Linked DNA regions of Mus musculus: regions 1, 3 and 4 are each linked to region 2. Evidence: chromatin loops called from intact Hi-C (ENCODE). Cell type or tissue: left cerebral cortex. All regions are shown on one strand. Region 1 has its middle 82 kb from the start of 4930503F20Rik. Region 2 has its middle 14 kb from the start of 4930503F20Rik. Region 3 overlaps Gdf10 (growth differentiation factor 10). Region 4 has its middle 38 kb from the start of Gm30031.

Evidence for each region. Hi-C counts contacts between places; a loop is a spot of excess contacts. Peaks named below come from ENCODE experiments on the same cell type or tissue, not always from the same donor. Only the 100,000 strongest peaks of a DNase experiment are listed, where the experiment ranks them.
Region 1: a loop joins it to region 2, with 2.0 times the contacts of the local background. A loop is called at or near these places in 3 of 42 quality-filtered maps.
Region 3: it touches region 2 in a loop (4-fold over the local background); 4 of 42 quality-filtered maps call a loop at or near these places.
Region 4: it touches region 2 in a loop (2.1-fold over the local background); 4 of 42 quality-filtered maps call a loop at or near these places.

Annotation. Positions count from the first base shown.
Region 1 is chr14:33,725,115-33,733,114 of GRCm38, reverse strand. No RefSeq gene overlaps it. Among named protein-coding and RNA genes, the nearest start is that of 4930503F20Rik, 82 kb to the left of the region's middle. In left cerebral cortex, no CTCF peak of the experiment used is centred here; DNase peaks (open chromatin) are centred at 3,409 and 8,000.
Region 2 is chr14:33,820,818-33,828,817 of GRCm38, reverse strand. No RefSeq gene overlaps it. Among named protein-coding and RNA genes, the nearest start is that of 4930503F20Rik, 14 kb to the right of the region's middle. In left cerebral cortex, no CTCF peak of the experiment used is centred here; a DNase peak (open chromatin) is centred at 4,191.
Region 3 is chr14:33,930,266-33,938,265 of GRCm38, reverse strand. Gdf10 (growth differentiation factor 10) reads right to left here. Exons shown (of 3, transcript NM_145741.3): 2 at 5,490-6,421; 3 at 1,752-3,944. The coding sequence ends at 3,753. Among named protein-coding and RNA genes, the nearest start is that of Gdf2, 6.8 kb to the left of the region's middle. In left cerebral cortex, CTCF peaks have their summits at 4,154 (motif pointing right) and 5,147 (motif pointing right); DNase peaks (open chromatin) are centred at 1,315, 4,161 and 5,157.
Region 4 is chr14:33,880,662-33,888,661 of GRCm38, reverse strand. No RefSeq gene overlaps it. Among named protein-coding and RNA genes, the nearest start is that of Gm30031, 38 kb to the left of the region's middle. In left cerebral cortex, no CTCF peak of the experiment used is centred here; DNase peaks (open chromatin) are centred at 3,058 and 5,398.

The DNA.
Region 1 (8,000 bases), 96 kb after region 2:
CTGTACCCCTTTGAAAATGCCCAAACCCGACAGCAGGAAGGAAGAGGATGCTTGCGTTCTCCCAGCTGTGTTCTCTGAGCACACGGTGGCCCCTGATGCCTTCCTAACCCCTGCCTGCCCTGTGTTGTCTGCATAGGGTTGCCTGGGTTGTTGGGCCAGGCCCTCTAGCTTGGGCAGGCTCAGCTGCAGTCCCACCACAGGGAGCCCTCTGCTCTTCACGCTCTGTTGAGATTTCTCAATGGACTGTAACTTTCTTTTCAGAAATTCTATTTGGCTTCAAAGTCAAAGCAGATTGTTCTCTTTGGGGCCTGCAGAGAAGTTCAAAGTTTGCCTCCCAGAAATGACTGAAATACGTTGGAAATGCTAACACACACAGACAGACACACAGACATACAGACAGAAACACAGGCAGATAGATAGACAGACAGACAGACAGACACACACACACACACACACACACACACACACACACACACGACCTTGATCTTAAAATGAAAGTATTAAAATCCTCAAACATAAGGCAGCAGCGAAAACTCCCATGTTCTTAGCGCCCAAAACTTAAACTGTCCTTTCCAAGAGAGGATTGGTCAGCCTGGTTGGCCTGGCTAGCCTGGCACTCGAAGCCTAGATGGCAGAGACTCTGTGAGAGAATCGCCAGGGTTCTTAAACCACTCTAGATCTCTCAGCCCTAAATCAAGATCTAAGAGAAGACCAGAAACCCATGAATAGCCCTGTCATGCAATTTCAAGTGGAGGGGGTTATTACAAGGAAGAAAGGAAAACGGCCCCTGAAGAGGTGCTATTGCTGAGAAATGCCATGCTCAGTGCCGAAACTGTAAGGGATTGGGAAGGTGGGGGGTGAGAGTGGGGAAGAAGGTGAAGTCCAAGGAATAGCTGGGCTCAGGCCATTCAAGCAGGAGGTAGCAAATTATCTCTGTAAGGGAACAGGTGGTAAATATTCTACATTTCTTCAAGTACAACCGTCTCTGTTGTATCCGTTCGGCTCTACCTTTGTACAATGAACGCAGTCAGGAGCAGTATATAACTGAATGGGCTGTGATGTGTTCCAATAAAACTTTATTGACAAAATGGACTGAGGACCAGATTTGGTCAGATGCATTAGTTGAAAAGCATCTGCAGCTTTAACCAGAGGGCTGCTGTTTGACCTCCTTTATTTTGGTACCCTGTAGACTATGTTGTAAAAGGTTACTTTCATCTAATGAGATGATAGTCATGTGACATTTCCAAGGTCAAGAATAAAGTGACGAGATTTGTGTTCAGAAGACCACTCTGGCTGTTGGTCAGAGAAGAGAATAGAGGTCACAGTCAGAACCAGGTCAAGAATGTGGAGATGCTGTGCACAACAAAGACCTCCCCGAAGTGGCTGACACAGTAGGTCAAGCTGCCTACCTGTGTTTTCATGACAGAACCGCACTCCCCAGTCTGTGAATTCAGACACTGGCAAATGATCAATATTAGCACACATACTCCAAATTAAGAGAGGGTTGGGAACAATTCTCTTTGTTTATCCTACTATGGTAAAATATATTCTAGAAACTTCCATTGTGAGTTCTTGGGGATAAAATGGAGCAGAAACACCCATTGAGTGCAAGAAATAAACCTGGTGTCTTAAGCCACTGGAAGGTTAGAGCTGTCTATATCTGAGTCCAGCCTAGCTGTGACAAGTGTGCCCTGTAGAGAACACGCCTTCCTAGTCGAGCTGTGAGTTCTGCTGCTGAATTAGTTGCAGGGTGTTTGAAGATAAAATAGAAGAGAACTTGTAGGGAATTTAGCCTGAGCCACTCAGTGAACAGTATTGAGAATGCACAAAAACAGGGACTGGGTGAGGTTAATCCAGCCAGGCTGGCCAGGTTTAAATAACAGTTGAATGTGTATTGGCTGTGGACTTGAACTACTAGCAAGCTTTCTTGTGGGAGTGTCCTTAACTGTGAAATGAAAATAAAAGCAGTATTTGCCTCATGAAGCTATCTAAAAGACTAATGATGATCATTTGTTCAAAGCATCCAGGCCCTGGCACGAAGAAGCTCCAAAATGAATGTCAGTTGTCACTGTCCTCCTTGCCATCATGTCTAAGAGCTTGTATGTTGAGTCGGTCCTTATGCTTCATGAATCCTGGGCTCTGTTAACCCATGCCTGGAACTACACAACTGGCAGGAGGAGCCTGCCTTAGCCTTACTTCCAGTTTCTATCCATCCAGATGCCAGCCAGCCCCGACTGAGCCTCACAGAGTCACGCTAAGTTATGCCTGTTCTACCCAACTCCAGAGAGACAGTGCAAAGTCACATGGGGACTCCTATTTCCACAGTGACTTCACAGGGAGTCTCTGGCTGGGTAGACTTTAACAGTGTCTTCTTTTATTTATGCCCTCATTGGATAAGTGAAATCATTCTAGAACATTCTAAAGACTTTTTATCACTCTTTATTTACATCCATTTGTTCATTAAAAAGAAGTAAAACCACGATAGTCTACTGTCTTCAAAAGCTGAAATGTATGATTATTTCCCCCATAGTCAGAGAGTCATACTTGGGGTTTTGTGTAGCATCCCTAAGACCAACGCCTCCTATAAGCCCTGTCCCCTGATTGCTGACAGTGTTGATCTCAAAGTGACGGCCATGATCCACTCTTAGGGCTGACTCGTGTCTGAGAAAAGGGAGTGTGGGAACAGGAACAGCTCCTTGCTTAGATCCACAGAGCAGCGTGTGAACTTCCATCTCTTATAGAACTGTCTGAGCTATCTGTTGGAACTGCCTTCGACCCAAGCCTCTCTCTGCCCAAGCCTGCTTCCATAGCTCTTCCCAAGGAATCAGGCCACAGCCCTAGAAACACACAGCCCTGCAGCCCCAGGGACTGTTGGCCTCCAGGTTGTCTTTCCTGTAGCTGTAGGTTACATCTGTAATCAGGTCATGTGAAACATATGGATGCTTGCCCTGTAGTCATCCTGCCTGCACCATGACTGATACCCAGAATGTCCTTCCATTGTGGGCTGGAGACAAAGGAGGTCATCTGGTGACTCCAGTCTATCTACCTTTCACCTTGCAACCCAGGCTCCTGCCTTCAGAATAGTTGAGAGTATCACATGTTAGCCAGAAGGAAGCAAGCACGGAGGAAGGGTGTGCTTCTACAGGAAGATTGGAGTAGGGAACATGGGAAGAATAGCTGAGAGGAGCCACAGGGACTAAGGGAGCATTGTGGTATGTTAATAGAAACCACTGTTTGCCATTCGTCCTTGGGGATCTGACCGCCCGTGGGAAGGGAAAGAAGATGATGGCAGGACAAGGCTACAGAATAAATGAGACCCAAACGACAGAGACAGAAGCCAGCTCAGTGCGAACCTGATTCACACACTGGATCAAAAGATGTTATAAAATCTCCCTTCTGGAGTAGCTAGGAGAATTTGTTAATGAGCTGTTGGGTGTGAGATGATATCGCAGTGCTATTCTTGGGTGTGATAATGAGTGTACCAGTTGTACTGAGAAAGAAATTTAATACGAGCTGAGTTGTTTAAGGGTACAGGGATTTGATGTGTAAAACTTACAAGCACTTCAGCAAACGTAAGCAAATAAAGAGTTTGGGGGTGAGGGGGGCGCTAAATGGAAATGGCTACGGGATGAGGTCAGGAGAACTTGGGTGTCATGTGGTGCTTTTGAATTCCTGTGCATTTGAGAGATTTATGATAATGTTGGGAACAAAGCCTGTCACAAGTTGATGGGCAGTGTGTCATGCTGTCAGCTGGGGATTCCCTCTCATTGTCTCTTCCTGGCTTGGAACAGGAAAAGGAGAGTGGGGGCTGTGGGGTGACAGGGAGTGCCAAGGGTTGGGGGAGCAAAGCAAAGCAGAGCCATGGTAGGATCCAGAGCGTAGACAGCTGGAAAGGATAATTGACAGAATTCTGAGCGAAAGCGTGTGCAGAAGGAATAGTGGTGGTGGTGAATGTGCACATAGCTGGCATGCCCGTGTGTGTGTGTGTGTGTGTGTGTGTGTGTGTGTGTGTGTGTGTGTGTGTGTGGTGTGTTACACTGAGATATCTGATGAAAGCTTACGGAGATGATGTCTCCCCTGTACATTTTGCCAAACTAAGGAGACCTTTCACCTTCCTCCCCTGCTGGTCTCAGAAGTCCCCTCCTCTCTCTTCACCATATGGCCCAGTCACACGAACTGGATGAATATCATCACATAGGTTTATTCACTTGGTGTTTGACCCATAGCTGTAATATTTGTATTTGAATGTGCATCATAGCTGCATATGATGGTCGCTAGCACCAGCCTGTGCTCACTCCTCCCGGGGAAACTGAAGTTCCACAAAAGCTGACTGGTTATAAAATATAATTCCTGGGAAACAAATATCAACTAAGACTTCTGTGTGCTGTTAGTCAATGCTTCATTTGAAAAGTAGATGAAGCACAAAGGCTGGGCTGAAGGGTCTGAGAACTCCTAGCTGCAAGACAGCATGGACAGTGTCCGTGAAGAACAGGAGTTGGGTGCCAGCTCTCTGGCTCCACCCATCCCAAGCTTAGGGTGACTGTGTAGTAGAAACCTAGATTTTCACAGGCATTTATCAGCCATAACAGAATACTTCTGATAAACACTCACAAGCACACACCTGACGTAATGTGAAGTATCCCTGGTACCTAGAACTCCACCCACCTTAGGAACCAGAGGTCTGTGCTGCTCTGTGGTTCTGGAGAGCTCCGCCATGTTCCAGACCTTCCTGGATAGGCAAGCTTTCTCTTCTAAGAGTTGTTTCCTCAATCAACGTCTCCGATCTTAACTTTGGACCTGATGAGGGGCAGGTTTACCCTGAGAGTCACCTCAGAGGTCCTGACTGTCTGATATGTTTCTTGGGCAATCAGGGCCACCGCTCCTTCCTCAGATCTTCACCTCCCTTGACGTCAAGAAGATTCAGGTGTCAGATGTCATAGGGTTAGGTCAGAGGCACTGAGGTTTGAGTCTCCACATTTTAACTGCAGACCTCAGGACCTTAGCAAGATGTACTTCAAATTTCTGGGTCCCTAGGGTTTTTCTTTCTTTTTTTTTTTCTGAAAGGTGACCACAAAATTGTATATGTCACATGGCACTGACATGGTGACTAGCGGTGGTGTGTAGCCACTGCCTAAACTTATCTGTCAACCAGCACCCACACATTCCAGAGGGCAGCTGAGGCACTGAGGCAGTCCATATGCTGGAGAGACCAATGGAAATGTTTACTCTTCTGCATCAACTTGACTTAAAGAAAATCCCTTTGGCTCCATTACGCTATTGGTGAAAAACCAGAATTGAGTTCTTTTCTTCCTTCTCCTTTCCTTCCTTCCATGAATTCCACTGAGGGTGAGATGCTGGGGAATCAGTGACTGTCCCTAGGGGAAGTCATTCCTGATCATACCTCCTTCCTGCCCTCTGGATGCTCCTGAACACGGGCAGACTGTGGAGTTTGTTGTGGTGGGAATTGTGTCCTCACCCCCTCCAGGCAGGGAAGGTCTCAGGAGCGTCTGGCAGTGACACCCTTCTAATAGAGGTTGTTGAGAGTGTCCCGCCTTACCAGGTGGCATTTGTCTCTGCCTTCCAACAAACTTCAGCACAGGCTGGGCTAGGAGCCTGAACTCATGTGTTGTCCTTTCCTTCCCTGCCAGCCTATTCAGCCCCAGTGGTCACTTTCTGGCCCTATGGGAGTACAAGGGATGGATGTAGAGAAAGTCAGATTAAGTATGGGTGATCATAGCCTTTAATCCCAGCACTCGGGAGGCAGAGGCAGGCGGATTTCTGAGTTCGAGGCCAGCCTGGTCTACAAAGTGAGTTCCAGGACAGCCAGGGCTATACAGAGAAACCCTGTCTCGAAAAACCAAAAAAAAAAAAAAAAAAAAAAAAAAGTATGGGTGATCATTGGAGTGTGTGCCAGTGTCTAGATGTGGCAACAGCTATGCATACCTGGGAATCATGGCACATTCAGCTTCTTGTTGACCCCAGGGCATGTGCCAGTATCTTGACTTGAAGACAGCAATCTCCAGAGTGTCGTATCTACTGCGCGTTGGTCAGCCAGTCCTACAAATGGAAAATGCCAGACTTGATGTCCCCTACTCTGGCTCTGGTATGTTGATCCAGTGACTGGAAAGGGGACTTAGGCTCCAACTCTTTTTCACACCTGAGTCTCTGCACATTGAACAAATGAAAAACACTGTGCTTGATTACCTGGTTCCCAATGACTGGCACCGTTTTGGGAGATTCGAGGCAGGAGACTGAGCTGGAGGACATGGGCTTGCAGTGCTTGGGCTTCAGTGGTTATGGTCTGGCTGCACGGCTCCCTAGTCTGATCACCACGTAAGAACCCCTGCTACAGGCTTTCCTACAGTGGAGGACCCCTCCCCGCATCGTACTCTCCCCACAGCTGAAACTCTGAACCGAGAAAAGGGGATTTCCTTTGACGGTTTCTGTCAGCTGTCTTATCACAGCAATAAGAATATAACCAACCGAGTGGACGGAGGACTCTAGAGTCAACTGCTGCTCTCCCCTGAGGCTCCTCCAAAACATAACCACACTCCTAGGTAGGGGAGCAGAGGGACTTCCAATGGACTGGATGTATTGTAGGGGTTTGAGTTTCATATGACCTATTTCTCAAATTCCCAAGGGTATGTCCTATGCTATTGAAGCCCTTTTCACAAAATCCTTGCCTATGCTGGTAGAGTATGTCTCTTTGGTAGTTTAAAATGTGTGGTCTGACAGCAAGATATTTGATCCATTTCAAGTTGGTTGTACAGAGTGAGAGATGGGGATTTAGTTTCACTTTGCTACAGGTGGATTAGAAGGTCCTCCGTCCCAGGTTAGAGGCTGTCGTTTTTATCATTGTAGAGTTAGGCCAACTTTGTGGATAATCAAATGCCTGACCCACAGAGAAGAGAGCAGCCAGGTGGACAACACCACCCTCCCACGAAAGCAACTACTTAGCTCTAGTCATTAGAATTTTCCTGGCCTCTTATTACTTGGGGGAGGGGCCGTCTTCAGAGCTACTCTTTGCTGACAATAGATTATTATAGCAGTTTGCAACAAATTTTAAGATTTCACGGGCTTTTTATTTTTCCTTTTGGGAATGGGTGCTAGAAGAGTAAAAGTCGGGATGAGCAAGCTAACCCCACCCCCACTTCCTTTCTTTCCATGCTGTTCGAGCCTTTAACCTTGGAAATCTATATTTCATACTCAAATGTTGTCATAGCTTAAATTCTTTCCACTTCGTATTCTCCCTCTTTGCTTGGCACTTCTAAATCTTGTGGATGTAGTTGTGATAACAGCAATTTAAAATTTTCCAGGAGATATGCTTCCTTCTTGTTTGTAGCTGTCTGGGGGGGATTTTGCATAATTAGATTCTTTTATATATTTCAGAGACTGTAGGCAAACACTGGCTGAGAGTCCCGGAAATAAAGAAAAGCATTTCAATGTACATCAGATATCTGCACAGAGCACATGGACTGCCTTTGTACCTGCTTGGAGTAAAACACACAAAACATTCCGGGAAGCTAAGTAAGGTGATTACAGCCTCAGCAAAGCCCCCATCTCCCCTCCCTGCCTTTCTCCTGCTTCCCCGTATGTGACGACCCTGCTGTTGTTGGACTCAGGATGGAAGCCGAGAAAACTCACTTCAGAGACAGAAGCAGAAAAATGAAAACTTTATTTTCTGTGCTTGCAGGGCAGTGGCCAGTTTGGGGTCTGAACCACATCCCCCAAAGGGAGATTGCACAACATTTTTATAGGATGGGAACACAAAACAAGGTGGATAGGGTGGGCATTCCATTGACCAATCATATTTTGACACAAGGGTTAAACAAGGAAGCTAATGTGAGTGACTGGTCCTTACCTGGGTCACCTGGTTTCAGGGCCCTTGAGTCAGGTTTTGCAGTCAGGACCCCTTCTGGATTCTAGCCCGGAATTTTCGAATGCTAAGGAAACAAGGGAGTGGGCAAGCAGCCTGTCGTCAGTTACGTCAAGACAGGCAA
Region 2 (8,000 bases):
TTGAGGTAGCAATACAAAGTAATAACACCACTCTAGAAAGCAATGTAAGAGCTAATTATAAATTTTCAGCTGCACCTGCTATGGGTCCCAGTGACGACATCGCCAATGACTAGGTTCCAGGTAACTTGAATTGAATCATCACTTATAGAAAATGTTTCGTTTTGAATATTTCTTAAATGCTTACAACCAGTGTTGAAGAGATGTCTTAGCAGTTCAGTGCACTGGCTACTCCTAAGAGCCCTTGGATTTGTTTCCCAGCACCCACAAGGTGGTTCACAGCTCTCTGTAACTCAAGTTCCAGGGTATTTGATACATCCTTCTGGCCTCCACAGGTACTAGACACTCACGTGATGCACATAGATACATGCAGACAAAACGCTCATGCACATAAAAGAAAAATCTTAAATGCTTACAATGGTGTGGATGTATATGAAATTCATGTGCTCACCTATTACCTCTGCTCTGTACATTGCACAGAATCCCAAGCATTCCAGTGCTAGGAGGGCATGAAAGAAAGCAGAGCTGGGTAAGCATTTGCAATGGTTCTGCTTCTTGACAGCATTCTGCTGAACTGAAATACTTACCTAAGAGAAAACAAAGTCAAATCCCATATAAAAAATTTTATAGATATTTGGGTCACAGTTACTGAAACTAGAGTTTACTCAATGCCTATCCATAGGTAAATAGATATATTATGTTGCATCTACATAAAAGAATGTTACTCATCAACAAAAGGTTCAACCAATGATCCATGTTGCAATATGACTCAAGACTGAATACATTATGCTATGTAGCATGAGGAGGTACAAGTTGGGAACATTGGGCCTGGATCCTCTACAACCATCTGGCCTCGGTTTCTACTTATCCTTAAGGATGCTTTGGAATCATGAGGTCCGAGAAACAATTCATCCTAGAAGTGGACCCCAGGAAAGTCAACCCTTGCCACTGTACAGGCCAGGACTAGCAGGAGTGACCCAGCACACCACTGCCTGTGGTGGAGATGCTTAATGAAGCCTGAAAAGAACGGAGTATGGAGTAGTCTGCTGCCTTGTGCTTTCTCAGCCTGAATCCTGCAATGGCCCAAGTGGAGCAAGAGCTCAAAGCGCCTCTTAGCTTTCTTCTGTTGATTCATTGCTCCAGTTTGTAGTAGTCATAATTGGGGAATCCAAAAAAGACTGAAAGGAGCCTGTGCCATAGGTCAGCTTACCCTTTAGCTAGGGAGAAATAGTATCTAGGAAACACTCATCTACTCACTGTCTGCCCATGGAGAGGAAGCTAGCCATTCCTCTGAGATCCCAGGTTGCTGCACTGTGGTCAACATGAGAAGATGGCCTGCATGCTTCCTGTACCCTTACTCTATCAGTTGGCTGGTCACTAGAGCTGTATCTTGAGCAGGGCAGCATCATCCTGGTCTGTTTACACTCCATCTGCCTTATTGTGTTCCACCCTTGGTGCCTGCTCTGCAGATCCATCTCACCTGTAGGCACTGTGCCTTTTACTCTTGCTCTTCTGCAGGATGTCCTCTGCCTTGGAGAACTCCTGGATGATGCCTGGATCGACCTGGAGCCAGTGCTTGATTGGTGCTGGCTGCTTGGCTTTGGGGAGTGTCCTTCCTTTACATGGCTGTTGGTTCCTTTGATCTCAGTGGCTCAGCCCATAATTTGGTTAGATTATATGGCCCACAAGATCTTATTTGCTACAGAGCCCCACAGAAAGTCAATATACCCCAGAGATATTCCATGGAGAGATAAAGCCTACAGGCTACAGTGAGGCCCCCAAAGCCTATGGTTTTCTCAACTCTACGACTACCTATGGTTGCACTCAATGAATCTATTGGTATGTCCCCAGCTCAGGGAATCTGGAACAGATTGGTAAGGAGTCAGACAGAAGCCTTTGTCAGCTCTCCTGTATGGTCTGTGCATGACAGGGAAAACCCAGGAAGCATCAGACTCCATGTCATCAGGGAGCCTTCCTTGCAGCTGGTGAGTGGGGCTGACTCCCAACTTGAAAAATAAGGTAGGGCTGTCATCAGACAAGTCTAGCTACCCAGCCCTCTGGAGATTGCTTGGGTCCACACGGTGAGGTGTGTTGGTGAGTGGTGGCAGGAGGGTACTGCCCTTCCTGTGTCAAGTATGTCCGAGGACAAACCCAAGCCAGGTCTCTTCGGGTGTTGTACCCGTCCACATAGCTCCATGTAGATGTTAGGCCAGGGCAGTGACTGGTCAGTCTCCATGAGCTTATTGTTAAGATGATGCTGAAAGAGCCGGCTTAGCTGAGCCACGCACTGTGACTTTTGCTGACTTGACGTAAGAGCTCTTGACTTTACAATAGTGTGAACGTGCATCTGTTACAGACACTCTGCTTTGTCAGTTCAGCCCAACACTCAGTAAGTCACACGGGGCACTTGATCCTGTGTTACAAAATAAGCGGTGTTGGATGAGTTTGTCCGCCCTAGGCTAGCGTAAGTGTTCTAAGCCTGTTGGAGGCAGGATGTCCAGTAACCTGGGTAAATTAAATGTATTTTTTGGCTTGTGATACATTCAAGTTTTGATGGCTATGAAAGGGTGTAACTGATTGTAAGCTGAGGAGAATGTGCAAGCCCACAGGATAGGCTAGAGTGTTTGGTTCTTAACTTCTTGGCAGCCTCGGGCAGCTACTTTCGGTCACCCAGTACTGAAGTCCAACTTTGCCTTATTTATTTAATACAGTCTTTAAAACCTATTCACTGCTGTTGCCTATGTAAATAAAGTTGAAAGGGAACTTTATGCCGCAAGTATAAATAGGAAACCATTAATACTTCCCATAAGTAGAAAGGAACTATATTTTAAAATACAATGAAAATAAAGCACGTTTATTCAATTCTACTAAGACACTGCTTTGCCAAGATATTGGGGCTGTAACTTTTTTTTTTAATAAAGAAAACTTATCATGTGTTGAGGTAATGCGGCAGATATGCCTTTATTGTTCTTATGAGAACTGGGAAGAAAAGCAGTGCAAAAGTCAGTGTTATCTATTCATTTAGTACACACTTTTTGTTGGAGTGCGTGGGTCATGGGACTGAGCATCAAATGCTCTGGCTTATTCTTTTGGATTGCTTACAGTTTGATGGAGGAGACAGACAAGGAACAAGTAAAGAAAGAACTTATTTTGGATTGTGAGATATAGATAAAGCAAAGAAAGAAACGAGAGGAGTGTATTTTAGGAAGAATTGAGTACTGTGCCAGGGAGGAGGGACAGAGGGACAGAGCATCCAATTACTTTGGGGTCATGCTGAGTTTGAGACTCCAGATGGATAGCTGCCTGCTGGTTTCTGGGCCTGTATGAAAGGTTGGGGCTGAAATGATGACTTTTAGAACCAATTGCTTGCCCATGATCACCTAGGGGCAGGTATGAGTCAGCCCACTGTCATCCACACACTCCAGTTATACCAGGAAGAGGGGGGATAAAGGCCAGGTGGTAAAAGAAAGAGGACTCCCCGAGCTCTTCGCAATGAGTGTTTGCAAAGGATGAGTGATAGGCCACCCCCCCCGAAAAAAATTGTTGCTGAAAAGTTAAGTCAAATGAGGATAAAGCATGAATCAGCGCCAGGATGGCTCATGCCCGTACGTCTAGCTGGGAAGCTGAACAGGGAAGCTTGGGATACATAGGGAGATCTGGGCTGCACAGACGCTGATTCAAAAACAGTTCTGGATTCAACGAGGTGATAAGAAAGGTTTAAAGAGTGGACAAGGAGCTGGAACCAGACAGAGGGGACAGTTTCCTCTTTGATCTTTCACAGAACCGTACTGGACTTTAATAAACATGCGTCTGGATAGCCTACACCTGAAATAATCCACGAATCTTAAAATGAAAATGTTCAGCCACAGGGCCTGAACATCAAGACCAGTAATCCCTCTTGAGAGGGTGCCCTCTGGGTTCATTTCCACCCAGGAAGGGTCATGTCCCTCTGATTGCCCAGCGTCCCCACACAACTCAGACGTGTGTAACAGTTCAGGTTGCGCAGAGGCTGCTTGCTGCACACAGCCAGAGCTCTTGTTCCAGAACACAGCGAGGCGCCAGGGCAAGTCAGGCTCGGGCACAGATATTTATTGATCTTGATTCACTCGATCCAAGAAAAGCTTGGCCACAGAGACTCCCGTTCAGTCACGCGGATATGGGGGTTGGGCACCAGCAAGAGAGAAGGAAATAGAATTTGAAGAAATCTGCCCTTAAGAAACTAACTCCTTGTGAACCTGGTGTCTGTGAGCCCGAGCATGCAATAGGGAAATGCTCTGTTGATCTTCAGAGGCAGTGGTGAATAGGGGCTCTGTTAGCAGCTGGCAGCCTCCCCTAGCAAGGCAGGCCAGTGAGAGGGAGGGAGCCCCAGCCTGTGAGGAAGTAGGCTTTCCTCCTGCAGCAGCAGGAGAGGGGTGGTGGGGGAAAGCCCTTACTTGTTTTAATGTGTTTGTTTTTGTTTGTGACAAATGATCTCACCAGAAAGGCCAGTTTGAACTCCAACTCTCTATTCCCCTGCCTCGGTCACCCAAGTTTGAGAATCGTAGGTGTGTGCTACTAAGCCCAACTGGACATATATGTTTATGTCGAACTGGTCTTCATTTTCTCTCTGGCCTGTTCCAGCTGGCAGCCAGAAAATGGGGTTCATGGGTGAACCTGACTTTGTTTTTATATACTTGGCCACAAAGACATCACCATCAGAAGAAAAGTGAAGACAGTCTGTCTTTATTTTATTCAGGAAGAAAAAGGTTAGCTTCTGAGAAACCAGCTGGCATTGCCTGATGGTTTGCAACATTCCTTCATTGCCTCTGGTGTTCTGCTTTGCAGACAGGAAATCAAGGGAAATGACTCAACCAAGTCCATGCTGTGACTGACAGACACATGTCCTCAAGTAAATAGCGCCTCTGATATTCCCCAAACTTGATGATGCTTGCAGTCCCACAGGGATTTCTGTCCTTGACAGTGGACTTATGATAACATAGAATGTAAAGTGTCCGCTGCCTAAGAGTGGAGTATCCTAGCTGCCCGGAGATGACATACCAGTTAGTCACTTTTCTCTTTTTTCTGTGGCCAAATTTCTGGAAAGAAGCAACTTAAGGGAGGAAGGATTTATTCTGGCTCATGGTTTGAGAGCGTACAGTCCATTATAACCATGAAGGAAGGCTTGGAAGGAAGGGAGGAAGGAAGGGAGAGAGGAAGGGAGGGAGGGAGGGAGGGAGGGAGGGAGGGAGGGAGGAAGGAAGGAAGGAAGGGTGGGCAGCTCCTTGGTGGCAGGAGGATACATGGTCTGCTCAGGGAAACAAGCTAGACCAGAGGTAGGGCTGGCTGAGCACCCTCAGAGCTTATGTCTACAGCTATGTGGCCACTAAAATTAGACATTGTGCCTCCGAGGTTCAGCAACCTCCTAAACCAGCATCATCCATGGTGGACCAGGTGGTTATACGAGCCTGGGGCAGGGGAGGGGGCATATTTCCCACTCAAACCACAGCAGATGGTCTGTCCTGTTTGGCTCTCATGGTGAGGAGATTCCCACTAGAGTTGACAGTGGGGACATCTGTGCCTTTCTCATAGCTACACTGGTCCCAGAACTCACCATTCCTTCTCACTGGTGATCCCCACTTCTTGAAGCTGCATGGTGCACGTCAGTACACATGCTGTGGTGCCTGATACGTTCACATTGGTCATCCTTGTCATAAGCCCCTTTTATCCAGTTGTGGCAGCCAAGGCCCAGAGAGAGTCAGCAACCTGCCTTACATCACATGACTGAGACATAAACCGTGGACTCGGGGACCTCGGGATCACATGTTAATGCCTTTTCCTTGATCCACACACGTCTACTGCACAAGTTCTAAAGACCTTACCTGGACTCCCTTTAAATGGACCCCAATCACTAAGTTGCAAAGTAGAGCCCCCAGAGGGTGTGGTCTGTCACCTGCCAGTGGAGACCTGCTCATCACTCACACAGCACCATTTATAATTTTTTTTTACCTCCCCCATCACTGGATTTGAAGATACTGGATTTGTTGTTGTTTTATTTTGTTGTTTTTGAGACAGGGTCTCGCTGTGTAGCTCTGGTTGTCTTGTAACTCACTGTGTAGACCAGTCACCTGCCTCTGCCTCCCTGGCACTGAGACTAATGGCAAGTGTCAAAACCACCCAGCAAAGATGCTGGTTTGTCAACAGGTACACCTGGTTTGTCAGTATTCATGCTACGGAGGCAGAAACAGATAGAGATTTGACTAAGTTCACTTACTCTCTAAATGGTAGATTCAAGGGGTAGATCCTTCTGGATTCCCAAACTGCCAGGCTTGCTGTATACTTGCTCTCTGCCCTGCCAGCCCCATGACAGGAAGCGGAATGGTTCCCAGCACCTTGAATTCTGATTTGCTGATGCGCACTCTTCTTTCTCCACACAGATAGCTGTGCGTGGATCTGTTCCAAAGCCAAAGGGAGGCTCTGAGTAGACCCTGAGCAGCACCTTTTATACTTTTGCTGGAGTCTTCCAACACGAAAGAGGGATATATAGTCTGCTGTATCCTCCTGGCAGCCTTTGTCCCCTCCCACTTTCTGTCCCAAGTATGTGGCTCTTCAGAAAGACTGTTTCCTTCCCTTCTTCTTGGCTACTGATGTTAAGTTAAAATGGGCTGGATTCTGATCCCCAAGAATGTCCCCTGCTCTAACCCTTAGGGGATATTATGTGCTGACAGCTAGGAAGCTAATTGTATCTGTTAGCACCAGGAACTGCTCTCCTCTTTCCCTCTCGCCCTCGACCCCCCACAGCACCTCCAAACCAGAAGGCAAAAATTAATGGTTCTATGCTCAAAGTTCATTTCAACCACCCCACAAAGACAATGGCAATGGATTTTCTGGGGTGCTGGATTCTGTTCTAGTATTGTTGAGCTCTGAGGAAAGGGTCAAATCGAGACTGGAGATGTTGAACTCACTCCCACCCCATGACATTTTTCCCCCTATTTTGAGACCTAGAGCCTTGGCAGAGATGAGAGAGCCTTCTAAATGGCCCCTCCACTCAACCTGGTTCCAGTGCTCCAGACCTAATCTGACCCTCCGAAGACGCCAGTACACTTACTCTTGGCACAGCCCAGCTTCCTCCTGCAATATAAATGAAAGCATAGAAGGCTTGTAAAGTTGACTCCAAATGGATCATGTGTATCTACAAACTCTTAAAACCCAGCATTTGGATGAGCTGCTTGGAGATGGATCAGTAACACATGGAGCATATTTTCTCTAAACTGCGCGTGGGCCTCTGAAACCGAGGGGAAGGAGCCTGGCTGCTCCGTTTGGGAGCTTGGGATCTCCGAACAATTGAAGTGTCAGCACATGTTCCCTAGGCAGAAGAGTCTTTGGCCCATTCCCTCAGACTCTCATTTCTCTCCCTGGGAGACCCGTTAGGGGAGAAAGGAAATGAGGAATTGATGGGGAGGGGAAAGGGTGTGCAGAGGGTCTGCAGAAGGTAGACTACCAACTTGGGGATTGCAGTCATGTGGACAAACGGAGAGTCTGGGAGGAAGCTCAAACTGTCTCAAAATCGGTATCTGCACCAGGATCTTTTGGCTTGTCTCTCAATGATTCAGGCAGTGTTCCTTCTGGGCTGGCCATGGATCTTGCAAATGAGTACGCACATCATGTAGAAACTATTTGTGTCCCGGAGTGGCCAGAGCACGTATGGGTGATTGGAGCCATGCGGACATTTCCGTGAGGCCTGGTAATATGTAAGCTGTGCTGCCACGAACCGTTGCTCGCCTGGTGTCTGACTCATGACATGCTCTTTTCCACCTGCTTACTTAACATGATGTCTGTTGGCTAAGTTCTGAGCTGAGGTCCACAAATGGTACTTTGAGATCAACTCAACTTTTGACACGTGGCCAAAATAAGATCCCACATGTTTAAGGTTAATGACCATCTGGTGTCTAAAAGGCCAGGAGGACCGAGGATGTGTGGGAAGCACACTGAAGATAATCTCTGATGACTTTACAGATCTATCCAAG
Region 3 (8,000 bases), 110 kb before region 2:
ATCTAGTCCTAGGCTCCCTCCTCTAATCTGACTGCATGAGTTGGGAATGAAAAGGGGCTGAGTAGCTCTATTTATTTATTCAAATATTTAACATTGGTTATGTGTCAAAGGACACACTAAACTATACAGCTGCCTCTCCCCGTGTCTATGGATTCCACATCCTTAGATGCTATCACCCTGGGGTTAAAAACAATTGAAAAAAAAAAAAACCCAAACAACCCTGCATTTGATTTGTGTTTGCAGGAGGTTTCCTTCCCCTAAACAATGCAGTATAACAACTTGGTGTGATTTTATTTTATTTTAAAATGTATTTTGACTTTCAATGGACACATAGAAATTGCACATATCTGTAAGATGCAATGTAGCATTTTCATTCATATATACAATATAACGATTTGATCAGAGGAGCAGGCATTTTTTTCATTTCTGCATTTCTTTGTTGTTGTTTTATGCTTTTTAAAACTTATTTTTATTTATGTGTACGTGTGTGTGTGTGTGTGTGTGTGTGTGTGTGTGTGTGTGTCATGTAAGCGCTGGTGCCCAGAGGCCAGAGAAGGTGGCAGATACTGTGGAACTGGAGTTAGAGGCAACTGTGAACTGTCTGACATGGGCGATAGCAGCTGAATTTAGCTCCTTGGAAGGAGAAGCAAGCTCTTTTACCTGCTGAGTCATCTCTCCTGGCTACTTAATAAAAGAGATTTAACCATCCTCAGATTTGGTGTATGTAGTGGAACCCTGGAACCCATCTCCCACTAATTCTGAGGGACAGCTGCTTTTTCATGTTTCACTTTGTAACTCATACAATTCTCCTCTTTCATCAAAACTTCTCCGCTTAAAGAAAACTACCACACACACACACACACAAACACAAACACACACACACACACACACAGAGAGAGAGAGAGAGAGAGAGAGAGAGAGAGAGAGAGAGAGAGAGAGAGAGCCTGAAAAGCACACGACCACTAGTAAATAAAAGCATATTTCATATACAGGTTTGAACACGTGCATCGGAATGACCTGCTGGGATCACACAGCTTTCTGATCTATTCTGAGCCTCTGTGTTTCCAACCAGCTCTTAGGCGCTTAGTGTGGCTGGTTCAAACATCACACTTTGAGAACTGCAGTTCTAAGCAGTGTGCTGTCTGGGCACTGTCACCGGCCAGGCGAGTGGCTCAGTGTTTATCAAGGGCCAACTGGGAGCAGGTTCTCAGTCGCAGCTCTCCCTACCTCTGGCTACTCCATGCAGCTCCTACAGGGATGTATTTTTGTTCCTCTGAACAATCGGGCATGGTTTGCCTCTCAAGAACTGCAGGGAAGAGGGAGGTGTCCTTGGTGATGTGTTCTGAGATGCTACATATGAAAAAGAGGCTGCTTCCTAAATTAGAGGTGTTCAGCGATGACACCAGCTCCTCCCACCACAGAGTGGGGTTCACCGTTCATATTTCCCCCATGAGTACTATGCAGCCTTCATGGGCCTGACCCCCTGCCCATGTCCCTGCCCACGCCTGGATCTCAGTCAGAGCCTCTCACGTTGCCCTGACTCATCCCAGACGTCTAGAGACAAAGACTTGGAGAGGTTGCAGGCCTTTGAGAATCCCAGTGGTCTCCCAGAAATTACAAATGTCAGAAAGAACTAAGTGAAGATATCATAGCTATGAGAAGGGAGAAAGCAGTTCATTGGGGGAAAAAACAAAACTGAGTGAGGAAGGCAAAGCAGAATCTAATATTTGGAAGAAAGGGCGGGATCATTTCAAGCCCTGGTATTAATTTATTTTGCTATTCACATAATTATATTCCACCATGTTCCAACCGTGTGTGACACGGCAAGCGAAGCGCCAAGTCTGCAGGTCAGCTTGAGACTCCCACACCATCTGTAAAAGCTTGGAAGGACTCATTTAGCTTCCTGTGCATTCCTTCGGGGATAGGGGACTAAGGTGTCACGTGCTGCAGGCAGGTCATAGTCCCTCCTTGCCTGGCTAACGGGCGCGGGTATCTGTGTCTGCAGATGTCCTAGGGCACATGGAGCATCTCAGGGGATGGGATGTGAGGATGTGGACAGACTTCATCAAGTCCCGTTTATGTCTCTCCCACTTACCTGTTCTGGATGCTCTTGCAGTTCACCAAGACCACAATTCGGTCATTGCAGCCTTCCTCCGAGGCTGCCCAGGCTTCCCACGCCACTGGGGCCTCCTGAGCAGAAGGCCCAGGAATTGGGAGGTAGCATTTCATGAAGGGGCAGGCTGGAAACAGACGTTCCATCTCCCTTCCCTAAAGCCGGACTCAGTGAAGGGTTTTGCAAACAGCAGAGCAGCGCCCAGCCCAAATGGATGTGGTGGTTGGGTGAGGGTTGGTGTGCACAGTTCCTTGTCTCCTTCCTCGCCTCACCTGCATTTCCTGGAACACTACCTTAGAGAGCATTGAATTCGGCAGCCCCAGCTGCTTCTCAGCTCCCTCCCTCCCTCCTTAGCAAGCCTTGGCAGCTGTAGGTCTCTGTGCTGAGGTCCCTGGCCAATGTTGTGCCCCTATCCCTGGCTGAAGGGATTGTGGTGCGTCTGTCTCAGGCTGCACCTCTTTTCTCCTTGACAATTGCCCAACCCAGGGCTTCTGGAATAATCACTGTAAGGAAAGCCAGCATCACACCAATGCTGTTCATAGTAGAGTCATTGGGGTCACCTTTGGGGACAGGGATTCTGGGAGATCGTCTGGCCCTTCCAGTTCCTATTGAACTGTGGAGCTCCTGAGATATTTCCTAGCTGCATATGTCAAATCTCCTTCTGCTTTTATCACACTGACCTGCTCCTGTCACTTAATACCAAAGGTGACACAGACACTTGCCAATCAACTAGGTTAGGGATATGAGGAAGCTCTAGGACAGTATCTGTGCCATCCTGGAACCATATTCCATTTTAATGCTAGCCCAGGGTAGGGACTTACAGGCTGGAGAAGGGAATAATTGATATTGTGGAATGGTGACATTCAGTTTTTCCAGATACCTCCGCACCTTTAATTTATTAGCTTTCCATAAAAACACAGAACACTCACAATCTACAGTATACAAAGTATAATTTACAAAAATATAAAATCTTGGTTACTTTTTTAGTATTCCAGCATATTACTGTATGTATTATTTCCATACACATGCTTAGACAACCCACACCTAACTTGCATTATTACCTCTGCAGGGGATGGGATCGACTCTCTCCGTTTTGCTTTGAAATAGAAATACATATATTAAAAGAAGAAATCAACCGTGATTACATGTGCATACTGCATGTATAAAAGCACGTGTAGTGAAACGTAAGAGAAAATACTCACTCGTGCCATGGGTTAGGCCCTGTTTCTAGAATGCAGCCTGAGGGTTTTAAAACAGCATTTAAACTGCCATGGGGGGGGGAGTACCCCAAGATTTGCATAGTCTTTCTAGGTTTTGAGAGGACAAATGCCTGGAGTTGACATTTGAGGACACACGTTATTTCTAGGCCTTGAAAAGTGTGGGCAGGGATGATGGGCAAATTGCAGACCACAGTTAATTCCAGATTTCTTCCAGGAACTCAACACGTCTTTACAGAGCTACCACCAGCACGGAAGAACTGAAGAATTGCGATGTGGTGGGCAGATCTTTCTTGGTCCCAGCAGGGCTGCCTGTAAGCTCTGTCTAGCACCTGGAACCTCCCCGAGTCAAGCCCTGGCTCCAAGATTGCCACTCTGCAGGGCAGGGATGAAGCAGGTCTGTCTTCTATCTTGAAGCCATCTTACCGACAGGCACAGGTCTCTACGGACATATTGGGGTACACCTTCAGAACCGCATTCCGATTTTCATCCAGGAAAAGGACTCCAAGGGAGTTCATCTTGTCTGGAACACAGCATGGCTCTGGGATGCCAGGGACAATGCCCACAGCTCTGACGATGCTCTGGATGGTGGCATGGTTGGATGGGCGGACAATCTGCAGGATGAGAAAAGACAGTTAGCTCAGAGCATGCGGTTTATCACTGCTTCTCGAAGGAGGCCATGTAAGGGGTGGCCTGGAAGAAAAGGCCTCTGCCCAGAGCTGGCGTGTTTCCTCTGAAACTGTCACAGGCTTCAGTCCTGGTGCTCCTGGGTCTGCCCATTTATTCCAGCCTAAATGGGATATTTTATCTGCTACATGAAACTGGCCACTTGGGGGCGCCTGCTAAGAGCACCTGGAGCTGGAAGGAGACTTTTGCAAGGGAAAGCCTAGAACTATGCCTCACCCAGTCAGCAGACATGCCTCCAGAGTGACCTGGTTAAAACCAAAATGATATGCTTGGTGTGGCACGGGCCCACAGACAGGCATTTCAATATGTGCTTGACTTGGGGTGACAGGGGCAGCATTCAGACAGTCTCTTTTTGACATCTTATTAATGCATATTGACAACATGACCTTTGTTGTACTGACACAGATACCATGGCTTAAAATGGCCAAGAAACATGCTCAAGGTGTCTCACATAGGAAGTGGTCTGGCTTGGAAAAAAAGATGAACACAGCCAGCCAGGTCATGGGCTTTGACTCTTGCCTGGCTGATCAGAGCTGTCGCTGACAAGAAGCCTTGTGCTGTTGCAGGAGAGGGGAGGCAGCCAGAGAGGGGGCAGGAGCACATGTGGGGTTCAGCTGGCATTCTGAAGGTGGGGAGGCAGTAAGCCAGGCTGACAAAGCAGCCGCTGTGAGCCCACATCTGTCCTGGTCCCATGCGAAGCCCCTCAGCGGATTATCTCTCTCTGCCAGCCGCCTCCCTTCCTCTCTCTCGTGCATGCATGGATGAGGGAAAGCCCCTTAATTCCAGACAGATTATACGGCCCACATCTGGGCCTGGGGTTTCCCACTCGGTCTGTTTATTGAGGTTCAAATTGGATTTATGAACTGACTTTCCTTCTTGGAAGACACCACGGAGGAGTCGGCAGAATTAACTGAGATGGAGACTGTTGTGGGTGCTGAGGGTTGACTGGGCCAGCCTACTGCAACACAGGCTGCTGTAGGGGCATGGACAGATGGAGTTAACCCAGACTGGGGAAAGGTGAAAGCTCAGGGCCACTGAATGTGCCAAGCCAGGGACAGCTCACTGGGAGAGCCAGTGACCTCAAAGCAATCTGATCACTGGGGTCAGTTCTCCTGGTTCAGGCTAAACAGGAGAGCCCTGGTACAAACGTTGTCCACCAGGGGGCAGCACTGACTCAATCTCTGAGGATGTTCCCCCCCCCCCCAACAAACCCCTCCACCTGGGATACATGCAGAGACACTGTCTCAGAAAAATAAATAAAATAAAATAAAATAAAAACCAACACTTAAAAAAGTACCATGAGACCAAATAAATGGTAACAGATTATGGGGACATCTGTCTCTGTCTCTGCAGACAGGAGATGCATCATCTCCATTTTTTTAAATGATAAAACAGGTCAGGCAGGTAGAGGGGCGGCCAATTGGGACAGAGCCAAGTTAGGATGGGACAAGATCCGAACATAGAAGTAGTACCTTGGGCATGGGGAACTCGCAGGCCCCAGCACAGTAGTAGGCGTCAAAGGATTTGGGAGAGATGATCCATTCATTCCACCCGATGTCTGCAAAATCCACCTTCAGGTACCTCCTGGAGCAGACCCGGGGCTCATCCCACTGCCGCCTCCTGGCTTTCTGCATCGTCTTCTCGTCAAAGTCCAGCACCTGAGAGGAGGCGGCGGTGAATGTGTCCTGGTCCTTCTTCTTGCGGTCTTTGCGCCCCGTGCGGGGTTTCAGTGCCCGGAAAGGACTGGACCAGAACTCGTGCTTGTGGAAATTCTGGGCATGCAGGGCAGGCGCTGGTCTTTCATCCAGCCCCGGCAGTTCATTGTCTTGCAGGGGTTTTGACACCTGAGCCGCCCTGCGCACGCGGGGATCAGCTGAGCTGTTGGGGGCTGCTCCAGGCTCAAAGTCTCCAGCTGGAAATGGGTCGTATCTCTGTAGCGACACTGCTACACTGTTGGGTTCGGAGATGGCCAGGTCATTGGCGTAGACAAGGATATAGGGCATGTGGGAACTGGGCCGTGGCACTCCGGGGTCCTTCTCCCCAGTATCCAGCTGAGCAGAGAGAAGCAGCTCTCCATCCCTTCGGGCAGCCTTGATGATTGAGGAGATGTCCTTGGCCTGCCACAGGCCACGTGGTGGAGGCGTCAGGGCCATGGCCCCGCGGAGCAGCCCCTGAGTGGCGGTGTTCTGGGAAAGACTGCGGAAGATTAGGTGCAAGCGTGCAGGCAGCCCTGGGGTCAGGAGGCGGCAGGATGCGTTCTTAGCTCGGGGCTTGCAGAATACCTCACGAGCCCGGGGCCACCGTGGAGGTTCTGAGTAGAAGTGGAAGGCGGCTGTGAGGATCATTTCTGAGTCTTGCATGGAAGTCAAGTTGAAGAAATACACAGGCTTTTGGTCGATCATTTCTGCAAGGGAAAGACAAACCACAACCTGTTTCACCCTCTTCTAGGGTTTCTGACTAGAACTGGGATAGCAAAACAATTCCTACTGACGGGAAATTTGGAAGGGCTGACTTCTCTTTCCTCCCGCCCTGCAGCTCTCACACTGAAGGTGTGAGGGGACCCCCTTTGTTACCCTCGATGAACTTGCACCACTGAGATCCAAAAGGAGGGGGTTGTCTTCATCCCGTTGAGAGGAATCAAGATGAAATAGGGAGAAATGGAGGGGGAGGAGACACAGAGAGAGAAGAGGGAGGGAGAGAGGGAGCGGGGAGAGACAGAGGGTGATGATCAAGTATATATAAAACACTAAAGCTCCCGCTGTTCCCTGTTTGCCCTTCACTGGCTGTCAAAGAGCAAATGAGTGTCACTGACAACTTCACTAAGAGCTTGGGTTAGTTACAGGACCTGCCTCAAGTATCCTCATAGTGCCTGAGCTATGCCGTTTCTAAAGGCAACTTCTGTTGAGCGTGATCACGCTTCCAAATGAGGTGAAATAAGAGATCTTCACTTTTTTCTTGCTGCAGTTTTAGCACCTTTTAAAGTGATATAGGATTAAAAGCAGTCATTCGGTGTTTTTTTATGTCCCAGGACTTATAAATTGCTGTTATTATTATTATTATTATTATTATTATTATTATTATTATTCAGTACTTGGGAGGCAGAGGCAGGTGGATCTTGATGAATCTGAGGCCAGCCTGGTTTACATAGTGAATTCCAGGACAGCCAGAGCTACATAGTGAGACTCCATCTTGACAAAAAGCAAACACCCCCCAAAACTGTTTTTTCAAGGAGATAGCAATATGGGGACAACAGTATGTCATTCCACTCCAAGGCTCACATTGCCCTCTGGAGATGCAAGGCCACGCTGAGGAGGGCCAGGCACACTCAGTGCATCTGCCGTGCTCTCCAGAGGCGGCTGGAAGTCTTCTCCTTCCCTCCTGGCTCCACCAGGTGTTCCCCAGAGCCACCTCCATCACCCCAGCCTTGACAGCAAGGTAAACTCTCTGCCATGAGGAAGTCCTCTCTAGACTTCAGACGGGGAGAGAAGGTCTTTTGTCGTTTCCACCTTAGTCACTGAAGACCAGGAGAAGACCAAAGTGGCTGGGTGATTTTCTCCTTCTTCTCCAACCAAAGTTTTACCTGCTTGGTACAGCTGAGAGAGGATCAGAGCTTGTAAGCCCAGAAGGCGTGTACTGAAGAGGTGTTACATTCCTCTAGAGACAGATCTGTCTGTATGGCAGCCATTTGCAGAGGATGAGCTGGGGTTATTTTTCAAGAACCCTTGACTTAGAGCTGCAGAGGGGTTCAGTGGTTCAGAGCACTTGCCGCTCTTGCAGAGGACCCAGGTTTGGATCCCAGTACCTACACAATAGCTCATGACTATCTGTAATTTCACTTCCATGGGACTTGATGCCCTCCTCTGGTCTCCTTGAGCACAAGACATGCATACATATGTATAGGGACTCACACATAAACAGAAAGTAATAATGAAACATTAAAAATTTGAAAAACTTCCAAAAATCGACTCACTACCTGGATATTT
Region 4 (8,000 bases), 60 kb before region 2:
AGCCACAAAGGGGGATTCACAAATCAAAGGGGCCGAGAGAACAAAGCTGTCACATCCGTCCATCATGAAGCTGGATCTCAAAATAACTCGGGCCAGAGTCCTGTTGCAGTGAATCAACCCCAGCCAGAACAAGCACCATGGGCCCCTGGCCGCATGCAAAAACACCCTGGTAGCCAGCTGGCTGTTCTTGCCCAGACCTGGGAGGTTTGGGTGTCTGTGGGGTCATTTCGAGCTTCTGTGTCACAGTGGGAACCCATACGGTGGGAGAAGATGAGGGAAGAATCATAGTTTGGACTTGTCTCCCAGGAAACACAGTCTCACCTCCCTCCAGTCCTCCAGCCCGGCTTCAGGATAATGAATGATGAGCAGGAGGCTGGCTCAGTGCCATATTAGAAACCCCTCTCTTACCCACAACTCTGGCTCTGCTAGTACCACCTTTCCGCAGGAGAGTGAAGAGTCTTTGAGAAGAGAGAGGAGTCAACTCAGAGGTTGGGGCATTTGCTGCACAGGTCTGATGACCTGACTATGTTTGGATGCCCAGAACCTATGTAAAAGACACAATAGTGCATATGTCTTTAGTCCTTCTCTTCCAATAGGGAGATAGGAAGCTGCTGAGGCAGGGGTCAGCTAGCCTGGCGTGTGCTGTGGTGAGTAAAAGAGCCCATCTTAACCAAGGTGGATGGTGAGGACAAACCACGAAGGTCCTCTGACCCACATATGTGCTCCATGGTTGCATGCACACCACACATACACACACACACACACATACACACACCACATGGGTATGTGCACACACACATGCACACACATAGGCAGAGAGAGAGAGAGAGAGAGAGAGAGAGAGAGAGAGAGAGAGAGAGAGAGAGAGAGAATGACAGACATAGACAGAGTCAGACAAATAGGAGATAGAGACAGAGAGACAGAAAGACAGTGAGACACAGACAGACACAGAGACACAGACAGACAGGAGACAGAGAAGATCTCAGATGGCCGAATGGCAACATGCCAGTCACTTCCTAATCTCAAACCCAGGACATGCTTAGGGGCGGACTAAGGGACACTCACACAGGCACAGTTTCCGTTTCCTCCTAGAAGAGCCTCTTCCAGTGCTGACCCTGTCTGCCATCACCCTATCCACAAATCTTCCTCCCTCTCACCATCCTTGAGTTTTTGTGGCTTGGAAGCCAGGCGAAATGTGTCAATGCATATGAAATGGCATGAATGATAAAACACAGAGTTGTGATCTAACTTCATTGACAAATCATTTCTCATTCCTAGGCCTCCTTGTCAACATGAAGACCAAGAAGAGACCAGAAGGAGAATTCCAGCTTGGAAATTCCTACCCCATGCATGATGACGACGTGTCTCCTGCAGGAAGCTGCAGCAAGCACTCTGTATAAGGGAGAGTTAAAATAGGAGGTTAGCCCTGGTACTCTCTCTCTCTCTAAGCTCCCCTCCATGTCTTCTTTGATGACTTCTCTGTCTCTTATGCAGCACATCGTGGTCAGGACTGGGTAGGGCCGCCTGAGTGGCAGGCAGACTGTGCCAGGGCTCTAGTTCAGGTTTCCCTCATCACCACATTCTGCAGAAGTGATCTTTCCCAGCAGTCCGGAGTCTGCTGTCCCACAGCTCAAAACTGACCCGGTGGGGATGTGAGCTGCAACGCCCCCTTAGGATGCATCGAACATCCATTGTGCATTATGCATTTGGCCCCCTTCAAAGCCCCACCAGCTTTGAACATACTTGGCTACTCTTGGGCATTGCGTGCCTGATGCTTTCCTCTGTCAGGCTGAAAGCGTGCAAGAGAACTCACCATGTGTGAGTTCTGCCCGTCTAGGCATAGGATGCCCTGACAGAGTGAGGAGGGAAGGCTCAAGCAGCCGGATGAAGGCTGCTGAGTCGCAGTTCTGCTGACGTCTCAGAAGATAGAAGCGTCTGGACCTATGTGCAATGTGAGGCAACAGGGGTGCTGCCACCTTCCAGGCTCTACAAACTGGGAACCACGAACACTTCAAGTCTCTCTGTGCCTAGTGTTGAGCGCAGCATCTGGGACATTTCTCCTAGCAGCTCTGTGATGCGGTATTTTCATACCATGTTGTGAATGTTAGTGCTAACTGAAAAAAAAAAAACCCAACTCTCTTGTTGCTAGTGACACAAGGGAGGGCAGGTAATTTGTACTTTACTCCTAGACCGTGAGAAGAGGTAGGGACAGAGGCCAGCCTGAGCCCTCACCCCACACCAGAGAGCTTCTCCTAACAGATGTCCCTCTGCTGCTACCCTGGATGAGGATGCTATTGCTCAAGTGAAAACCAGTCGCTGAAACTCTCCCAGGCTCGGGTCCATTGGCAGGGCTCAGAGATGGGGGCCCCCGAATCTTTGTTCTTTGTCTCACTCATTCCCCAAGCAGTCAGTAAACTTAAGGCAGAGGGGATTTGCCACTTACTGGTGTCTATCTACCCACCAGGCTCCTTACACTTAATGTTGCAATCATGTCCCAGGAAGGCTTTGGCTGGGCCTAGAATTTTGGTTGGGCACAGACGCATTGCCTTGTTTCTGGTTACTCTGTCTCGGGGGAACTTGGGTACTGGAGATAACTGTGACCCCACAATGATTTTCAAAGTCCTTGAGACCCTTTAAAGCATGGCCTGAAAATGTGACTTTTAAAACAGAGGAGAAATGAACATGAGCTATTTAAAAATACCAAGACAAGTACATTTAAATCCTCACAGTGTGCATCCACCCGTTCACTAGCCATTGAGCTTTTCAGTCTCCGCTCAGACACCCCCACACTCATTAAGTGATGCCTCCTTAGCCTCTTGCCTTTCATTCCCTGGCACTCTCGAGTCTGTTTCTGTTTCTGTGCTTTGGCTGTTCTGGACGGGTCATAGGGAAGGAAACACATATTTAGTCTGTGTCTGTCTGGCTGCTTTGACGTAGAGTACAATCAGCAGGCTAGTGTAGTTTCCAAAGCTCCTCAGTATTGGCGCTCACATTGGCACTTCCATCTCTGAGCTGTGGACGAGCCAACACTGGTCCAGCCACGCATCCCTTCGTGGATCTCGGGGGCGATGCTGCCTTTTGTTTATCTCTTCTGGGTAACACTGTTCCACACACTCATCTATAAGACGATGTGTGGGCACGGCTCCCTCAGGCATGTGCCACAGAGTGAAATCATAGAGTTTGCTTAAGTTTTTGAGGAACTTCCAAAGTGTTTTTATTTTATAGTACCCCCCAGCAGTGAGTGAGGCTCCAGCCTCGCAGCCTTATGAGCCCTGGTTATGGGGCCTTTCCATCCCCCACTGTGAAGCAGCATCCCCCACTGTGGGTTTGATTTGCATTTTGTTAATGATGGACCTGACCAGTGTCTTTTAATGTGCATATTGACCATTTTCATATCTTCATTGGAGAAATGTATATTTAACAGTTTTGCCCACTTTTTAATCGGGCTATCTGGTTTTTATTATTGGGGTGTAAGAATGCATAACACATTTTGAATATTGGACCCTCATCAGATATGTGATTGGCTGTTGTTTTGTTTTTCAGTGCTGTAGATAGAATGTGGACCCTCCAGCTTCTCTGGGAAGGCAAGGCCTTTTACAAGAAACAAGAGCCCCACCGTAGGGCCAGCATATCTCTGTCCCACTCACCAAATGATGACAGGGATGGAGAAGAGGAAAAACTGGGAAGCATCAGGATTCCTTCTCTGGCTTTAGAAATAATAGGGACTGGCGGGGGACATCCTCGCAGACTCTCAGAAGGGACTGGGGTCCAAGTTCCCAATGTCCTTGCAGCTGCAGCTCTAAGTCTTTGCTGTGGTAAGTCATCTCCTGACTTGGGTGTACTGAGTCTTGCCTGGGAGCTCTCCCCTTTTCCTGTCTGTGCCCCATCATTATCTTTTCAGATAAAACCTCAGGAGAGATTTGTACTAACTCAGAATGGTCTGCTCCACAGTCAGAACTTGGAGAAGACCTGACTGCCTGGAAGTACCTATGAGCGGGTGCCTTTGAAGTGTACAGTTGCTGAACCCTGCTAGGGAAGTAAGAAAAAGGCACAGGGGCACTGACTAGTGTTGGGGATGGAAAGGACCAAGTGGATCAAGGTGTGTGACCATCACTGAATCTAAGACCCATGCCAGTCTTCAAAGCAGACAGGTCCAAACCCAAATCAAACTGTAGACTGTAGTCCCATCAATAGGAGAGGGTAGAAGAAGGCCAGCCACTTCCATCTGGACTTTCAGAGACCTAGGCTCACCACAGGTATACGACTCTTATGGAGGCAAACTCAACCACAACACTTCAGAAGCATGTATCAGGGAGAAGTGTGTGTGTGTGTGTGTGTGTGTGTGTGTGTGTACACTGTGTGTGTGTGGTAATGTGTATATGGGTGTTCCTGTTTGTACCTGTGCATGTGTCAGTTATGCGTACTCATGGGAGTGCAACACAGTGGTTATGTGGAACTTAGACATGCTGTCGCCTCCAAGGCTGAGAAAGGCTTAGGGAGAAAGCAGGGTAGAGACTCTCCTCCTTTCTTCAGCATAGGTCAGATATGAGGGTCTGATGGAGAGATGGAAGGCTTAGACTGTAAAGCCATAATCATCTCCAGGGGCCTGGTGAGGGTGATATACAATAGACCAGAAGGTCTGGACTTTGGGTCCTCTCCTTGCCTGTCCTTCATGGCCAAAGACTACCATGGAAAGGTCTTCCTTTGAAACCACACAACTTTGCTTTGGGTTTGTGTGTGTGTGTGTGTGTGTGTGTGTGTGTGTGTGTGTAGAGTATAGTAAGACTCAATACATTGATTTAGCCTTGCAAAGCTATCTTGGCTTTTAACACCCAGCTCAGAAGGCTTTGGTCCTGATCGTTTACAGAAAGTCTCCAAGCACAACCGGTCATGTCCATCTGCCCCAGTGCCAACACTCCCTGAGTCTGGGCCTAGTTTCCCCCTTACCTGCTGCCCTTAGGTTTCTTTAAGAAGAACCATGTGAGTGGAGACAGGAGGTGGTAAGGCAAGGTAACGCCACTGACAATGACCAAAGTTGCTCTACTAGTGATAGAAGGTTGTACTCTGAACAACCGAGTTCTTTTACTGTCTTCTTATTATGTTCACCCTATGAGGGACACCATGTAGTGAAAGAACTTGCTTTGGTGGTGGGAAATGGCTCCGTGCTTCAGGATCAGGACAAGCAAGGGGTAGACTCCCAAACACTGAGGCCAGCAGTCCACAGCCTCTCGCTGCACCACCAAGAGCTCTTTGTGCCCCTTGTCCCATCTGGCCTGCATTGCCCGGGGGATTCTCACAAAGGCCTGGGAGCCTGGTGAGGACAGGAAAGGACACTCTGGTCTTGGGCATCTGTTTTCAATGAAGTATCCACATTGTCTAGACTGCAGCCAGCCTCCTCCCTGCCAAAGAACCAGCTTCAAAGGGCTGCTCACATTGCCGGGGCAACCACCCTCTGCGGTGCTGGGCTAGCCATGTGCTCCAGCTGCTCAAGCCCCTCCAGCAGGCCTTAGGCATTAGCACTGGCATGGTAAGCTTGGGCAAGGACACTTGAGCTAGAGAGCCATGCTCCTGTCTCACTGAATCACATGGCACTTCCATCATCTCCACACTAAAGGTGAGAACAGAGCTCAGATGTTAACATGGTTTTGCAATGGTTTTCATGGTGCCGAAATGCCTGCTTGTAGCATCATGTTGACAATTAAATGAAAAGCAGAGGGAGACAGGGAGCAAGACTTAGACTCATTACACACAAAAATGTGCCTGTGCCCAAGTCGCAGCTGGGAGTCACTAAGACCAGCCATCATGCACCAGTAGATACTCTGAATATGAACATAGAGAATGGCTTCAGACACAGAATCCAGATTCCGTGCAGGGTTTCTGGCTCCTGCAGGTCATTTGCTTTGTTCTGAAAGCGTTCTTCAGGGTTGTTCTCATGCAGGCAGGGATTGGGGCCCAGGTCAGTCCTTAAGCTAGAAAGTTCTTAGAGATCCCACACACTGGTCTTCAAACAGTCACCTTTATACTCTGGACTGTCAGAGACTGCTGACCTGTCGCATGGACTCCTTAAGCATCAATCCTCTCTGTAAATGAGGAACCAGTCTGTCTTTCTCATAGGACAGTGGAAAGGCTATGACGGTACATTAGAAACTTGAAGAGTTAAAGTCCTTTGGACTACTGAAAGTTGGGTATCCCTTATCCAAAACACATAAGTAGAGAGTGCTTGGAAACTGGAATATTTGCATATACACAGTGGGATATCTTGAAGACAGGAGGCAAGTTTAAACACAAGAGTTATCACTGTGTTTCAGTCCATCACATACAAAGAGCCTGCAAGTAGCTTCTATAATAATCTCAATGACTTTATGGACAAAACAAAGTTTCATTGAGTGGAAATATCTGCTTGTAACATCATGTTAGAGATAAAATGATTTTAGAACATCTCTTAGATTCCAAAAATTCAGAGTAGAGAAGCTGTGTGGCTTTCCCAAGCATAACAAGAACCAGAAGGACAACTCCAGATCAGCACTCACCAGTGGACAACCCGGATCAGCACTCACCGGTGGAAAGAGCTTAATTTGTTTGGCTGGATTTTTATACTTCTGCCAGAGCCCTCTTAGCTAGGGCTGAGAGTGCTCCTCCTGCCTTTGGTAAGCCCAGTGTCAGGACAAAGGGCCTGAGAGGGACTGTTCTGCTCTGATAGCATTATGGTCAGATGTCATCTGGGCTCTCATGGAACTCTATGAGGACTATCAGCCAGCTAAGAAGTAGATGCTAGACCTTGTGGCCTGTGCCCACATAAGCATTTTCTGGTGACTAATCAGACAGAGCTCTGCCTAAGGAATTGGGGCTTGGTGGGCTAGGGTCAGAGTTTCCTTGGGGTAATCCATAGAGAGGGCTAGCTGGACTGGAAAGAGAGGCCATTTGGCCACGTTGCTCCATTTCAAAAGATCACAGGCTGTGACTAGTTCTGTATAAAATGCTTCAGCTCTGTCCCTGGGGGCCTGTAAATCCGCAGAGGACTGAGCATCTTGCTTGCCTCAGCTATGGCTTCCCTGAAGACTGTCTTGGTATACTAAGAGGCCCTTCTAGACTTTATGTTTCTCAGAGGGGTCCAGCCTGGCTGCTTCGCCTGTGCTTCAGGACCTAACTGCTTTAACAATGAGTTATGACCATGGGGTTGCATAACTAAACAGAGGGGTCCATGAACAATTTAGCAATAGTGAAAGGCTTCTGAACATTCAATGACCAAAAGTTAACTCAAAATCAAACATGTGTGATGAATCTGAGGCGTTGCTAGCAGCACCTTCCCCAGATGCACGGAAGGAGCCCTCCTTAGCCTTGCTTCCAAACACATCACATCTTCACTGAGCACTGCTCATACAACAGGATAGTGTTGCCACCCTGTGCAACACCAGCAAAGGGTGAAACACCTCAGCTTAGATCCAAACCGTTGTGTGTTGTGAACTGTAGTGATTTTACTGTACAAAGTTTTCCCCTCTAATAAAACCATGGCTTACTTATGAAAAACAAAGACTCAGTATTTCCCGCCACTGCTCCTTAGCATGTAAGTGTCAGCCTGTAAAGTGGTACAATGTTTGAAGCTTAAAAAATTATGTTTGTGTTTCTGACCTAAGTTTCACTTTTAAAAAATTATGAATTTTGGCTTGAGATTAGGGCAGAATTTCCAATCACTTTGGAATAGCCCTAAACACACTCCTGTCATTCTCTGCAATGTATTTATGTGAAGCATCATTCTTGGCATACGATACTATAAAATTAGAATATTGAACAATTCTAAAGGACACTGAAGATTTTCTGTACATCACAGCATTGAATGTTTGCCAAAATATAATGATTTATGAAAAAAATCAGAAAAATATATCCATTCCATTAGTCTGCAAATTGTCTTTCATCTTTAATAAATGATAAAATTACACAAATACATCATTATTTTAAAGTAAACTTCTTTATTTTTTATTCCCAGTAAGTGTTGGACTGCT